Regions from separate parts of the Mus musculus genome. Here regions 1 and 2 are each linked to region 3. A link is a loop called in an ENCODE intact Hi-C map of the cell type or tissue named here. Cell type or tissue: heart. All regions are shown on one strand.

Region 1 (5,000 bases), 61 kb before region 3:
TACAAAGAGCTGAGGGTTCTGTTTTTGAGGCAAGGACACACCGCAGGACCCGGCTGGCCTCATACTGACTGAGATCTGCCTGCCTCTGCCTCCTGAGTACTGAATCAGAGCACCAGCACGCTCAAGAAGAATGAGTTCATTTAAAAAGCACCATCTTGGTTGAAACTTCTCATTTGCCTATGACACTGCATGCAAAACACAAGACCCCCCCCAAATTTCCAGGTGTGATGGTACCAGTACTCAGGAGGCTAGGGCAGAGGGATAGCAAGTTAGAAGTCAGCATAGACTTCGTACTGCTTGAAAGACCCTGTCTCAAACAAATAAAAAACAAAAACCTGCAGCAATTTTCCCTTCAACTCCTCCAGTTTGGGGTTCAAAGTTTTTTCTAAATAAGCATCTACCAATGGCCTGGCTCCCTCTAAGTAGCTTGCCCTCCACATCCTCATACTCTTGGTGGCTATCTCAAAAGGACACTTACTCAAGGACCCTCTAATCTGCCAAGGTACAAAAAGGAGGTAGCGTGCCCTCCCAAGTCCGAGGACCAGGAGGGCAGGGGACACTCGTTTCCGCAGGTTTGTCGGGCCCTGCCATACTGTAAGCTGAAAACGCAATAAATCAGTGGTTCAAGAGAACAAGGGGGCCCAGTGCTTTCTCCATCAACCACTTGTTGCTTGTGGGCGCTTTAAAAGTGTAGTCCCTAATTCACGTCTAATTCCATGGCTCTGGCCAGACGTAGTCAAGAGGATTTAAGGTGAAAATGAGTACTCTACCTAAATTTAGTTACTTCCTACTCTATTGATTTTTGTGGCTGACTAGAGTGAAAAGCTCAAGGCATGAACTCATCGTTTCAAGTTCAAGGAAGAAGATGGTCTAACAACTCAATTTCCCAGCACGTGGTGGGCACAAAATGTCTGACGGAGGGATGGAAGGGACACGTGCCGGTGAAATGTTCAGGGCCCCGGGAACAGGGACACCACCCAATCAGTCCTCAGGGACCGCCCCACACTTCTGCGGGGCCGACCTCAAGGCCTGTGGCAGGCCTTTCCAAACACAAAGCCTCGGGCACGCCACCGCCACAAGTTCCCAACTTGTTAGCCATAGTCACCTGAGGGCGCCAGCCCAGGCCGCCTGTCCCGCTCGACCTCGTGGGCCCAGGGTCGAGCCCACGCGCGCCGCAGCGCACGAGAGCGGCGTCGGGCCCGCGGCCTGCGCACAGCCGGCCGCAGAGGCCGCCGCGTGGAGCACGTGCGGGGCCCAGGCCGCCCCAGCCCCGCGTCGGCCACCGTTGCCCTTTTAAGAAGGGGGAGGGCGCCCGCGAGGGGACGAGGCGGCGGTGGCCGAGCGCCGCGCTTCCAGTGCGCGCGGAGACGAGCCCCGCGGGGCGGGGGCAGCCCGGGGACCGACAGGCAGCGCGAGGGCGGCCGGCTCACCCGGCGGAGGAAGACGGCGCCCGCCAACATGGCGCTGTGGCGCGCCCCGGCTGGCGCGCGGAGCCGCCGGCCGCCCACACCGAGGGGCCGGCCTCCCTCTCGGGCAAGGCCCCGGGCGGCGGCGCGGGGGAGGGCGAAGCCACCGCGGCGGTGACGGTGCCGGGCCGGCTGGCCCGGGGAGCCCGCGTGGGCAAGGCCGAGGGCGAAGGCGAGCCGGGCAAAGGAGGGGCAAAGTTGGATTTTTTTAGGCTTGAAAAAATGGCGGGAAGCGCATCCTTTTTTCAAACTTGGCCTCGGGAGGGGCGGCGGTTGCGCCACCTCCGCCGCCAGGCCCGCCCCTCCCCCGTTCCGCGCCAGGCCGCGCCCGAGGGGGGCTCCGCGCCCCCCTCAGGGACCCGAACACCCTCCTCGGCGGCGAGGCCCTGTCGGCCGCGGGGCGCATGGAACCCGGCCCGGCCCCGCGGCGGGCCTGGCGGCGGCGCGGCGCCTCGGCAGGCCCGGCCTCCGCCCGGCCGCGCATCCCGGGAGGCTGCAAACATGGCTCCCAGCGTTACACAACCCCCGCGCCCGCCCTCGCCGCCGGCCACACGCGCGAGCGCTCCCTCCGGGAGAGGACCGGGCGGGCGAGCGGCTCAAAGTTTGCTTCTCCACCCGCCGTCCTCCCCGTGGCCGCGGGGGCCCGCGGGCGCCAAAGAGTTAAAGCCCGCGCGCTCGCTCCCCCCTCCGCGCCTTCCGCCCGCCTTCCCTGTCCCCGTCCGAGCTGCGAGCAGCGCCTTCCCCGCGCCGCGGCCGGAGCCCGGTGGCCCGCAGGTGGCCACCATTACTTGCAAGTCATCGGGGGGCGCGGGCGCCCGAGGGGTTCTGCTTACGGCTGCCGGGGTCCGGTTCCTCAGCTCCAGGTGGATCCTCCTCTTCATATCCATGTTCCCCTCGTCCCCCCTCTCCAAACTTAACTTTCCGCGGCGGGGGCGGAGGGGGGAGAGGCGACCCGGCCTGCGCGGCGAGGGCCGTCGGAGGGAGGCGGCTGGAGGAGGCGGCGGCGTGGTCCCCGGGCGGCGTGCGGGCGTGCGGGCGAGCGGAGCCCCCGGAGCCAAGTTACTCGCGGGAGCGGAGAGAAACCATGGAGGGAAAAGGGGGCTGGAGCGCGGCTCTGGCCTCACTACCGCCGCCCCCGGCCAAGGCCCCGCACTGCGCTTAAACCGGCGACGCGACGCGGCGGCTGCTCGGCTCCACTCGGCCCTGCGCGGCGCCGCTCGGCTCGGGAGCCCGGGCTGCAGCGCGGACTTGGGAGGCGCACGGAGGGCGGGGCGGGACCCGCCTTAAGCTCAGCCCGGACTGCGGCGCCGCCTCCCGGGTCGCGCGCGCCTCCTGGCCCTCGGGTCGCACGTGGGCTGGCTGATGTAAGACCTTCCGGTGCCGGGACCCCCGCCCCCACCCCCACCGGCACCCGCGCTCTCCTGGAGGTCGACGGGCAGGCTCAGCCTCGCGCCTTCTTCCGGGCTCTCCCGGACCCAATTTCGCCTGAGCCTTCGGGCGCCCTCAGAGGCTGTGGCTTTGGGGTTCACCCTGTTCCTCCCAGTTTTGAGGCCCATAGCCCGACCTCGCTGCCTTTAGGTCCAGTGATGTTAGAAGTGCCATCGAGGACCCTGGTGAGGCTGTGCTCGCTTCCCCGCCGTGTTGTACTAAAACATCAGCAGGGGCAGGCAGCTCCAGCCTCTTGCCCAAGCCACGCCGCATCTGAGCATCCCCAGTTCAGGAAACTTTCCCCTTGGCACGTGTTTGTTTTTAAAAATAAAAAATTTAATATACTTTAGAACTTTATCAGTACTTAAACTACAAACTAGCCAAGGAGACAGAAAACAACTATACATAAACACTGTTTTTAAACATGTGAGCCACTAGTGAAGGAAACCATTAGTAATTTTAATGACGCCTCAGTCCCCACCTTCTGACTTTTATCTCTTGGGGCACCCGTGGAAGATGTATACATTCTTGGTCACCATTAAGTTGAGTCCTGGGTTGGCAGCCTTTGTCAAAGTCTAATTTTAAGGGTCCCTGGATTTAAAGCACACGGCGTTGTGTTAAATGAGGAGCCTACCTCTGATATTAACCAGAGGCACTAAAGATTACTGTTTACTGGAGAAAAACATCATCTAGGTATTACCCTAAGATTTTAGTGCAAGAAGCCTCTTCCTATCATCCCATTTTGCCTTAGAGGCCCAAACTTTTAAATGATTATATATCAGATTCAGAAATAATAATTCAAGAGAAAAGAAGATGTGTAGGTTATGGGGGAAAGGTGAATAGTTATAGGTGTAGATTCACTCATAATTCCGTGGTAGTCTGGAAGGCTAAGACAGGAGAATGTGGGGAAAGGAAGGGAGTGCTGTGCTCCTTGTCACAAAAGATCTCCAACTATTACCTGATAGGCTTCACTGAGCTATGCAAAAAGCTTTTCAAAAAAAAAAAAAAAAAATCTACTGAAGCGCTTCCATAATCAATCACCGAGCATTGGCTTTTAAGAGCTTGCGCTGTTATGTCCCATTTAACTTTCAGGCAACCCCTATGAAGTTGGTGATATCTTAATTGAAAAAAAATGAGGAATTAAGGTTTAATCATCACCAGTAGCCCAACAAAGTTAAGCTTTATAGGTCTGGTTCAAATCTGCCATATTTTTGCTCCACCCTGGTCTAGAGTGAGTCACCGTTGGGGACTCTTACTTTGGTACACTGGATGGAAAACAGTTGAGGGCCCTATGAGAACAGGTAGCCCACAGGTGGTGTCATGTGCTGTTGGTGGCAGGTATGGTCTGCGAGAGAGGAGTAGTCTGGTAACTCCCAAGGATGGTGGGATTGATCCTAGCTAGTATGTTGAGACTGTTATCTTTCCCATGGTAAACAGTCTACAGGATGAATGTATGTTTAATAAGATTAAGCTACAGAGTAGTTAATAAGCACAGCCACAGCATGCAACAACAACAAAAAAGAAGGCCAGAGAGTCAGAGGAAGAGCGACTACAGACAGGGCACTGTGCCTTCCTGCACAGTCGGTGCTGGCATGCACCTCTGAACAAAGAGCATGTGTCCCAGTGACATGCTGCTTTGTCAGGGGCTTCACTGCCAGAGGCATAAATAACACAGGCAGCACAGGGTGTGTCTCATCGCCCTACCAACGTCTACAGGACTCTCAGTCCAAGGGCCTGAAGGGGCTGTTGTCACAGGGCCTGGTGTTAAATATTGCTGTGCTTAATGTCACTGTCACTAATGGATCTGTGTGAGGAAGAGGGACAGTATGCAGTCGTATCCAACCTGCAGTCGTCCATGAGTTCATGGTTTGAGCTATAGTTGGAAGGAAGTGCGGGACAGTGAGGACATTCTGGTCTGTCAGGGGCGGCTGTGCAAGTGGGTCTCCTTCCTGCCACTTCCTCCATGCTAATGCCCACGCACAGGACACAGTAAGGCTGACACTGTCAGGCTGGGCACTTCTTTATCTTAAAGCCACCTGTGCATCAGAATGTGTGTGAATTCCAGCAAACTCAAAAACGTTGGAGAGCAATACTGAGACTTGGTAA
Region 2 (5,000 bases), 110 kb before region 3:
CCGCACCAAGACTGAGGAGGAGATACACTGTCCTCGGCACCATGCTTCAGCGAAGGGAAGCACACCAAGGACCTCAACCCTGAGGGGAAGAGAGGCATCTCTGCTAATCAAGAGGCTGCCCAGGACAGACGAGCTTCATCTCTTCCTACAAATCTCAAGTCTGAAACACTCGAAATTCTGGATCATTCCTAGCCCCAAGCCTTGTGGACTAGAGATACGCAGCCTGCAGTATGGTGATTCGCCAGTGCAAGAGCACAACTGAGAGAGGCCAAGAGCTACCAGCCCTGTTGCTGGCCTGCACAGAGCCCCGTCCTTACAGCTTCTGATACCTTGCCCATGAGATAAGTACAGAATATCCCAGTAATACGACCTGCTTCCATCCCAGGTTTGAAATGAGGGAAGGGAAATTCACACGGGGGAATCCATTTAGTGTCGTGTGGAGACGTTAGGGAAGAGATTCCTGCACTGGCCAGGGATGTGGCTCCATGGTGGTACTCATACAGGTGCCCGGGGCATTGGGTTCAGTCCCTAGCACTGTCCCAAAACGAAAGGGTAGAAGCAGGTTTCTAAGATGGGTCTCCAAAGCTGGGTGTGGTGGTGCACATCTTTAATCTCAGCACCCGAGAGGCAGAGACAGGCAGATCTCTAGGAGTTTGAGGCCAACCTGGGCTACACAGCAAGTTCCATGCCAGTCAGACTACATAGAGAGACCCTGTCTCAAAACAAAACAAAACAAAAACAAAAACCCAAAAACCCAAAAACAACAGAAACAGTGGAGTACCCATAAGCGCTATTACCGTGAGCAGCCACTAGGGGGCAGAAACACAAAGCTTGGGGTCTGGTTTTAGGAAAGACGCTTACCTTTCTTGGCTGTCTTTTCCAGGTAGGGAAAATTGTTAGTGTCCCCAGATCCAACTTTGAAAAAGGGAACATTCAGTTCGTGCAGAAACTCAACTGCCATCTACAAAAAATCAGAGGGAATACCTTTCACTATTGGTCAGAACTCTGTCCTTGTGGTATAGGACAGAGGAAGCTGGCGCAGACCAGAGAATGCATCATTCTATGTCTGCACACCCATCTGTCCAGGGAACACTCAGGGCTTGTTCCGGCCATCAGTTGCTACAAGAATCTGTGAAGGAAACACTACCTCTGGCCAGACTGTTCTTTCCCCCAAAGACTTGTAAACAAAAGCAAAAGGGCTGTGACCTACGCATGACCCAGAGCCAGGCAGAAAGAGTGACCAGCCCTCAAAGGTCAACAACCAGAAAGAAGACACTGACTCCTACCAGGAGAGGCAAATGGAGCAATCTGTGTCCTGGTTTGACCTGCTCATCAGCAGCTGGCCTGTTCAGACCTTGAACTGTGGGGCCTGCAAGAAAGCCAACCAGCCGCCATTCAGACTCAATGAACCCTATAATGTAGGATGCAACCAGAAGACTCAGGAGGCTGGGAGCTGTCAGCAAATGGTTCCAGGACAATCTTGGGGGGAGATGGACAAGTACTTCTCTGGCCTGTGTGAGGCCCTGGGTTTGATCCCTAGCACCACACACACACACACACACACACACACACACACACGCACACACACACCACCCAAAAGTAAAATCTCATATTCTGTTATCCTGTTAAATTGCAAGAACTAATAAGGGTGGATTCTCTTATGAGTTCAAAACCAGCCTGGTCTTACACAGCAAGTTTCGGGTCAGCAAGGATGACATAATAAGAACTTGTCTCAAAAAAGAAAACAAGAGCTAGAGAATGGCTCGGGGGTTAAGGACACTGGCTGCTCTTCCAGAGGACCCAGGTTTGATTCCCATCATGCACGTGGAGGCTCACAACCACCTGTAACTCCAGTTCTAGGAGACCCGATTCCTTCCCTCTTCTGGCCTTCCAGGGTATCAGGCATTCAAATGGTACACAGACATATTTGTAGGCAAAACATCCATACCCATAAATAAAAATAAATTATGTTTTTTAAAAAACTTGAAAAATGAAAAAAGACATTTTTAAACTAGCCCACGGCCACAGACCTCCATTCACCTTCCTGGCAGGTTTAGAACCTCTAGCAGACAAAGTGTGGGCTCAGGAGACAGACTAAGCAAGCGCAGGTAAGGACGCCTAGTGCAGAAAAAAAAATCTCAAAGATTTACCTACAGGGACTATGAAATATGAAATGGAATTCTATCATCTTCTAGTTATTATTTTTTTAAACTGCTAGGAGGAAGGAGTGCACCTCATTTTGCAATCCCCCTGGGGAACTATCGACATCTAGTGGCCATTTTGAGAACTGCCCCTTTGGTTCATCACCCTGGCAAGGAGCAAACCTGCCACCTTTAGGTTAGGACCAGCTGGCTTCCTCTAACCTGCCCTACTGCTGTGAGACCCCTCCCCTGGCACAAGCCATACAGCCCTATCACCTCCTCTTTTCAGTTTGCCTTAAAGTAATTCAATCAATTAATAGCTCCCCAGACGGTGACTGGGTTCAGTGACAGAACAGGACACTCCCAGTAGACTAGTGCTGAGGGAACTTTGACCAGCTCACTGCTCCTTAGGACATAAACCTCTCTGGTCTTAAAGCCAGGTCTATCAACCTGATTTGACTGAGGATTGCTTTTCTTCGCTTTCTGAGACAGGCTCTTATTCTATGTTGGCCTGAAACTTGCTATGTAGCCTACACTGGCCTCCAATTCTTGATTCTCCTGCCTCAGTCTCAGTCACAGGCATGTACCATTGTGCCAGGCTGACTGACTCAGAACTGTTTAAACTTTATTAAGAGGAGACAGTAGGCATGCCTTTGAACCAGCACTCCAAAGGCAGAGGCAGGTAGATGGAGTGTGAGGCCAGCCTGATCACAGGGAGTTCCAGAACACCCAGTGCTGCAGAGAGACCCTGCCTCAAAAATAAATACATAAATAAAATAAGAACAGGCAGTGTGCGCTCACAGAACCTTTCTTCTGTGTGTATACTGAGAGAAGCTGTAGTCCAAAAAGGAGTTACTGAAAGAGGAAGGTTAGGGCTTCTCTTTCTTCAAACAACACCACCATACGTAGGCCAGGCTAGCCTCAAATTGCCTTTCGAATAGCCCTGCTTTGAGTGCTGGGGTTACAGGCATGGTCAGCCACACTGGGAAACTGGGGCTTTTCTAAAGCCCTTTCGGCTGGGGAATCACACCGGAGAGGAAAGAGAAGCCCGTGGTGACGATAGGGTGTGGGTGCAGGGGTGAGTGACCACTGGGGAACTGCACCAAAAATTCCTGGAAAAAAAAAAAAGGTATGTCTGGGGACTCCAGAGATGGCTCAGCAGTTAAGAGCACTGACCGCTCTTCCAGAGGTTCTGAGTTCAAGTCCCAGCAACCACATGGTGGCTCACAATCATCTATAACGGGATCCAATGACCTCTTCTGGTGTGTCTGAAGACAGAGACAGTGTACTCACGTAAAATAAATAAATAAATCCTTTAAAGAAAAAAGGTATAGAGTCTGGCTGTGAACAAAAACGAGGAGGAGGAAGAGGAGGAAGAAGAGGAAGAAAACAACTTCTGGAAGACCTATCTGCAGTACTGTGGGGAGACTGGAATTTTGTAGGTTCAGGAACCAATGACCTTTATCTTGGCCTAGTTTTAGCCTTCCGGTACAGCCATGCCTTGCCCTCTTTGTATCTGAACAGCTCATGGCAATAAATAAAAACCTCTTAGACGCTGTTAACTTAGTGGGGCACACTAGCTTCTGCCAATCTATGAGCTAAATGCCGACAGACACCCTGGGCCTACAGAACAGCTCCCCCACCTCGCTGTACCTACTTCTCTGCTGTACTTTCCAAATGTATTTTAAAGGTACCTCGATTCATGGCTTCCTTTGTTCTGTAAAACGATAAAAACCTTGCGATACTGCTCCACACTGGAGCATGGAATCTGGGGTAACCTAAATCTGTGTTCCCAGGCTCTTGTCACTCAGAATAGCTCCAGAATAAACTACCTCCTGGTCCCTTTAAGATGAGAGCTGTAGTTTTTACACTGACAGAGCACAGAGCCCAAAAGGACAGGCCAGCCCTGTCAGAGGCAGCAGGCACCCAGGGGAGAGAAGGAAGAGCGCAGTGGCAGAGCGGAGTCACTGCTCAGGTGCCCAGCAGGGCTGCCAGGCTCACGGCTTCTGCCTGCGGCCTCAATACTAAGCTTTCTTTGGTTAAAATCCACCTCCTCTGCACACCCTCCTGACACGTGTCCTACGAACTTTTTCAGACTCCATAAACTCCTGCCACACCTTAACCTCTCCTGAGCACACAGAGCCGCCCGGAACATCCTGCACAGCAGAGGAAGACAGAACTCGTTAAAATGATGGCTGGCAGAAGGAAGTCAGGAAGGTGAGTGCGGGAACCACCTGCCACTGAAACGGAGGTGGTGGACACGGAAGGACAGACAGAACCCAACCAAGCCAGCTCTAAGGAGGCCTGGCAGGAAATGCTGGCTTGGCAAAGCAAAATCAACTTAAGTCTTTTGTAAAGGTACTCCTACCCGTCTCTGTCTCACTGCCCCAGGCTAGCCGGAAAACTAGCCTCAAACAAATGAAGAGGAGCCTCCGAGCGGGGTTTCCAGCACAGCAAAGCAGCATTGCTTCCAGCTTGCAGGCTGGGCTGCCCAGGCTAGACGCCACCTCCCAACTGCTGGGACTATTAGTCTTTTCACTCTTTTTTTTTAACTTTTTAAAACTGTATTTTATTTGTTTGTGTAGGCTAGAAGAATATGAATAGAGTAATGCTCTCTATTCAGTCATTTCCCTCAGCCAATTCCAATGTCCCAAAGTTTAATTAACAGAACAGGGAAGCTGCCCTGAACTGAACTCAACACTTTGGGAGGTCTTTTCACTTTTTCTGGTTCGCTTTTTACCCCCTCTCCTACCATGACGGAAGAGAAGCAGCTCCTTCAAGTTCTATGGATGAACCTCGGTGTCAGGAAAAGGGTGATGTAGCTGAAACCTGAGCTCTCGGCCTCCCCTCATCCTTCTG
Region 3 (5,000 bases):
AAATTCAGAGATCTGCCCACCTTTGCATCCTGAGAGGCATCTAAGGCATACACCACCACACTGGGCCATAAAAAGTAAGTACTCCTACCTAACCAGCAGAGTCATTGTCTTAGCCCTGGGTATAGACTTGTAGACTTAATCATTTATCTGGTAACTGAGGAGTAAGGCCTTTCTTCCTTCCTTCCTTCCTTCCTTCCTTCCTTCCTTCCTTCCTTCCTTCCTTCCTTCCTTCCTTCCTTCCTTCCTTTCTTTCTTTCTCTCTTCATTATATGTAAGTACACTGTAGCTGCCTTCAGACAAACCAGAAGAGGTCACCCGATCTCAGTACAGATGGTTGTGAGCCACCATGTGGTTGCTGGGACTTGAACTCAGGACCTTGGGAAGAGCAGACAGCACTCTTAACCGCTGAGCCATCTCTCCAGCCCCAGAGTAAGGCTTTTCGATGATGAAGTTGAAGTTTTCGTATTTCAGGAATTCATCCGGTGATAACAGTCATAGTGACCCAAGCAGGACAGGAGACCAGAGGCAGGAACAGAAACAGTTCTGGGTGGGAAAATATTTGAAAATATTCCCTGATGTTTTGTTGGTTTGGATTTTCCTTGGGCTTTTATAGAAGACTAAAAAGAAGACAAACTTTGGCAAATAAAAGCTCATTCAGCAAGAGTGTGTGCTAGGCTCTGAGACTCTATAAAAAGACAAACTCAGTCCCCTGCTGAGGGTATGGTGCAGAGCAGCACATAAGCCACCCGGGGAGCCTTCACGTATACAGGTGTTCAGGACTCTCCCCTAGGGTTCTTATATTTGAGGTGACATCTGTACACAGGCATTTTTGTCTTTATGGCTTTATGTCTAAGGTTTTTTAAAAAGATTTATTATATTATTTATTATATGTAAGTACTTATATGTAAGTACATTGTAGCTGTCTTCAGACACCCCAAAAGAGGGCATCAGATCTCATGTGGTTGCTGGGATTTGAACTCAGGACCTTCAGAAGAGCAGTCAGTGCTCTTAACCTCTGAGCCATCTCTCCAGCCCTATGTCTAAGGTTTTAAATGTTTAAAAATACTTTATGAGTATGAGTGTTTCCTGCATGTACATGCATGCTTGGTGCCCACAGAAGTCAGAAGACAGCATCTATGGAGAGCTTTGTCTGTCCCTGTGGTTGCTGGGAATTGAACCCAGGTCCTTTGCAAGAGCAACACATGCTCTTAACCACTCAAGTTTGTCTTTATTGTTTTTCATTTTTGAAGACAGGGTCTTATATGTCCCAGGCTGGCTTGAAACTCACCTGGTGAGCACTTATCCACACCTGGCTTTATGCAGTGCTAGGTTGTATCCACACCTGGCTTTATGCAGTGCAAGGTTTGAACCAAGGACTTTGTATGTACTAGACAATCAGTCTTCCAACTGAGTTACACCCCTAGCCTTTTGTTTTAAAGTGTTTATGTGCTCTCAAGTACTGGTGTGTGGCTTCATAGCTGCCCATGTATGTACAAGCCTATGAAACCACAGGGTGATGTCTGTCTTACTCAATTGCTCTCCAGCTTATATAGTCAGATAGGGGCTCTCACCTGAACCCAGAGCCCACTACTTGGGGTAGTCTAACTAGCCAGCTTGTTCCAGGGCTTACCTGTTCTTCCCTCCTGCAGGTCGCTACACCCACTCAGCATTTACATGGTGGCTGAGCACCCAAAGTCTAGTCCCTTACTTGCATGGCAAGTGCCTTCCTTACCCACTGAACCATCTCCACCATTCATTTTCTTTTACCATTCCCTATAAATTCATTATTTTCTTACTATTCATATCTAGACTCCAGAGCGAATCAAATTATTCCTTTTTTCTTGTTGGTTTAGAGCTTTGAGGTAATGAATTAGAACCTCTAAGAATCTCCACTTTGTGCTGCCCTCTTCTTGTGGCAGGAAGGGTTCTGGGTATACCTGAGCTACACCTAAAGACTTTAAAAAAAAAAAAATTGTGTGTTCGTAGCTCTGGCTTACCTCCAACTCGGAGATCTGCCTGCCTCTGTCTCCCCAGTGCTGGGATTATAACATGAGCCATCAGGCCCAGCTTTTAAATGTGTGTGTAGGTGCCTGTGGAGGTCAGAAGAGGCATCAGATCCCCTGGAAGTGGAGTTACCATAAGTTGCGAGCTACTACGTGGGTACTGAGAATCAAACCTGAATCCTCTGGAAACTTGGCTGGTGCTTTGAACTGCTGAGCCATCGCTCCAGCTCCTTTTGCTCCGCTATTTTTAATGACAGATTCCTAGGTCTAGTATCTCCAAGTCTACTTGGTTTTGAGTCTCAGTGGTTGGCAGAGTTGGGAATTAGACGCAGTGAGTGGCAGATCTTGATGGAGGGCAAGCCCCTTTCACTTTTGACTGTCTTATTAACAGCGCCGACTAGTGGCAACTGCAGCTTAGCCCATTTTTACAGCGTGTACGTGTTGCCCAAAGGCACACAAACTTGTTTCTCCAGCTAGACAACAACTCTATCTTCTACAAGAAAAAGGGGGGTAAAAAACTTTTGGAAATTTCATGGACAAAACTGACAGAGGGCACAGTATCAGTTTTAACTTAAGAATTCACAACTTTCTCTCAAAAACCTGTCTCCTAATACTGATTATTTCCTACTAGGGACTTGTTTAGTCAGTGACAACAAACACTTGGAAACAGCTTTTCACGGTTAAGCCTTTAATCCGTGGATTCGCATTTTTTAATATTTTATATTACAGGTAATGTCAGGTGGATTCCCCCCTCTCTTCGAAACCAACAAGATTTTGAAATCCCCAAACATAATCATGTATGCAAAGAGTTTGGGTTAAAGAATCTTTTTTTGGGGGGGAGGGGCGGTTAAAGAATCTTACAAGTGGCTAAAGAGCAGGCAATTGGAGCAGGGAGAGAAAATACGGTTTTTGCTGGCTCTTCATCCTTATTTCGGTTCCAGTGGTTTGGAGCACAAACGTTCTCACTTAATAACTTCTAGCCTAGCTTGCTTGTAACACCTACCATTCTTGATTTTCTTGCCCTTTTCCGACAAATAGTTATTACTTAAAAAGTGGAGGGGAGTGATAAATATAACACGTATGCCCACGTCCAAGGGAAATTTTAAACATTTAACGTCCAGCTCTTGGGCCGCTAGTTGGCTCAGCGAGTAAAGGAACCGGCTAACACGACCTGACTTTGATCCTGGGAGCTACGCGGCCATGAGGAGTATCGGCTCCGGCATTTTGTCATTTGACTTTGACATGCTCCCGCGCACACAATAAATGGAAAAAAAAAAGTCCCAAACTCCAGTTCTTTTGCTATGTGATCATAGATGGACATTCACATCCTTTCCCTTTAAACTCAAGGTTATTTTTGGTCACCGAGGCCGCTTATAATTCAAGGGTATCTTTGCGTGTACATCTTTATCCACATGTCCCACCTTCGGAGGGTATGGTGCAGGCTGTCGCGAGGCCGCCATCGCCGCGTGGTGGGTGAATGATGGGCCTCACGGCGTCCGGGAACCCACCCTCCACGCGGCAGCTCGGCCGCCATTGAGCGCGTTCTCCAAGACCCGGCACCTAGCGACAACTGCGCAGGCGCCAAAGCCTAACGCGCGGAAGCGGAAATCAGCGTTGGGCGCGCGGACGACTCAGCGGCCTGTAACCATGCGCGGCTTGGAGAAGCAGGGCTCGTGTGCTACGGCGGCCCCATGTGGGTGCGTTCAGCCGGCCCTGGAGGCAGGTAACGTTATGGAAAAAGGTGGCGCCGCACCCTAAGCTAGGCGGCCCGCTTCCCTGGCCAGAAGAACGCGAGCCACCTGACGTACATTCTTGTCCTTGCCGCCAAAGTAAGGGTCACGTGTCTCGACGACCACGTGACATGCTAAGGCTAACGGGAGTGACGTATTAGGATCTTGGTACACGGGGTGTGGTCTGGGCTTAGTTTCAGTACAGTAGCTGCGTCGGCCACGTGTGTAGTGTGGTCTTTTTCCGTAGGGGGTTACAGGAAGGTGGGATGTGTGTGACTGATGCCCTCATTTGGTCCAAGTTTCTTCGCCTTTAATCTTTTCCCACCAGTACATGGATGAGGATTTAAAAACAAAACCCCCAAACAAACAAAAACTATACAGTAGTAATTGTAAATATTCTTGGAGAAAACGTCAAAGTTGTCAGAAGCGCACACAATATAGATGGAGAGAGAAAGGCAGTTTATATAGATAATTTACAGGGTGGTGTCAGCTTTTATAGAATTCAAAATGTATTGTTTAGGCTCGAAAGTACATATGATAAGATCTCTTTCTGAAAGGAAGTAAACGATGATAAAGATCAGATTGCAGCTCCTGGAAGCAGTCGACAGAGATGCAAGAAGTGGCACTGAGGTCTTTGGAGTGGCTGGCAGGTGTATTATGCTTTAACTTACATACATACTATATGTGTATGTATGTATATATATATATATATATATATATATATATATATATATATATATATTCTTTTCCCCCCTCTGTATAAGAGTATTTTTGTCTCCACACTCCTACCCTGGAGACAGGATTTTTCTGTGAAGCCCCGGCTGGCCTGTGCTCACTCTGTAGACCAGGCTGTCCTCTTGTTGGTTTAGAGCTTTGAGGTAATGAATTAGAACCTCTAAGAATCTCCACTTTGTGCTGCCCTCTTCTTGTGGCAGGAAGGGTTCTGGGTATACCTGAGCTACACCTAAAGACTTTAAAAAAAAAAAAATTGTGTGTTCGTAGCTCTGGCTTACCTCCAACTCAGGGATCTGCCTGCCTCTGTCTCCCAAGGATTTAAAATAGGTCTAATACATCACAACAGTAAAAAGAGTTTGTATAAGCAAAAAGCAAGGAAACATATTGTGAGAGTTAGTGCTAGATCTTACTGGTTGTGCTAATAAGATATAATAGGATAGATAGGTTTGATGCAAATTAAATAAAATGGAGATCTGGAGTGTCCCTATAAAGAACATAAAAAGAAATAATTATAAATTATAGTTTATACTGC

What was found. A loop is a pair of places that touch in the nucleus more often than their neighbours do. Peaks named below come from ENCODE experiments on the same cell type or tissue, not always from the same donor. Only the 100,000 strongest peaks of a DNase experiment are listed, where the experiment ranks them.
Region 1: a loop joins it to region 3, with 6 times the contacts of the local background. A loop is called at or near these places in 29 of 42 quality-filtered maps.
Region 2: it touches region 3 in a loop (6-fold over the local background); 5 of 42 quality-filtered maps call a loop at or near these places.

Annotation. Positions count from the first base shown.
Region 1 is chr4:46,448,649-46,453,648 of GRCm38, reverse strand. Anp32b (acidic (leucine-rich) nuclear phosphoprotein 32 family, member B) reads right to left here and starts at 2,723. Exons shown (of 7, transcript NM_130889.3): 1 at 2,300-2,723. The coding sequence starts at 2,353. In heart, a CTCF peak has its summit at 2,610; DNase peaks (open chromatin) are centred at 998, 1,348, 1,678 and 2,578; H3K4me3 peaks cover 3,504 bases; H3K27ac peaks cover 4,593 bases.
Region 2 is chr4:46,495,004-46,500,003 of GRCm38, reverse strand. It overlaps Nans (N-acetylneuraminic acid synthase (sialic acid synthase)), which reads right to left. Exons shown (of 6, transcript NM_053179.3): 3 at 862-961. Gm22247 (a small nucleolar RNA gene) reads right to left here and starts at 4,849; the gene lies at 4,719-4,849. In heart, CTCF peaks have their summits at 808 (motif pointing right) and 2,269 (motif pointing left); a DNase peak (open chromatin) is centred at 2,303.
Region 3 is chr4:46,388,044-46,393,043 of GRCm38, reverse strand. It overlaps Trmo (tRNA methyltransferase O), which reads left to right and starts at 3,607. Exons shown (of 5, transcript NM_001347095.1): 1 at 3,607-3,726. The coding sequence starts at 3,651. In heart, CTCF peaks have their summits at 2,401 and 3,156; DNase peaks (open chromatin) are centred at 2,273, 3,613 and 3,853; H3K4me3 peaks cover 2,247 bases; H3K27ac peaks cover 2,263 bases.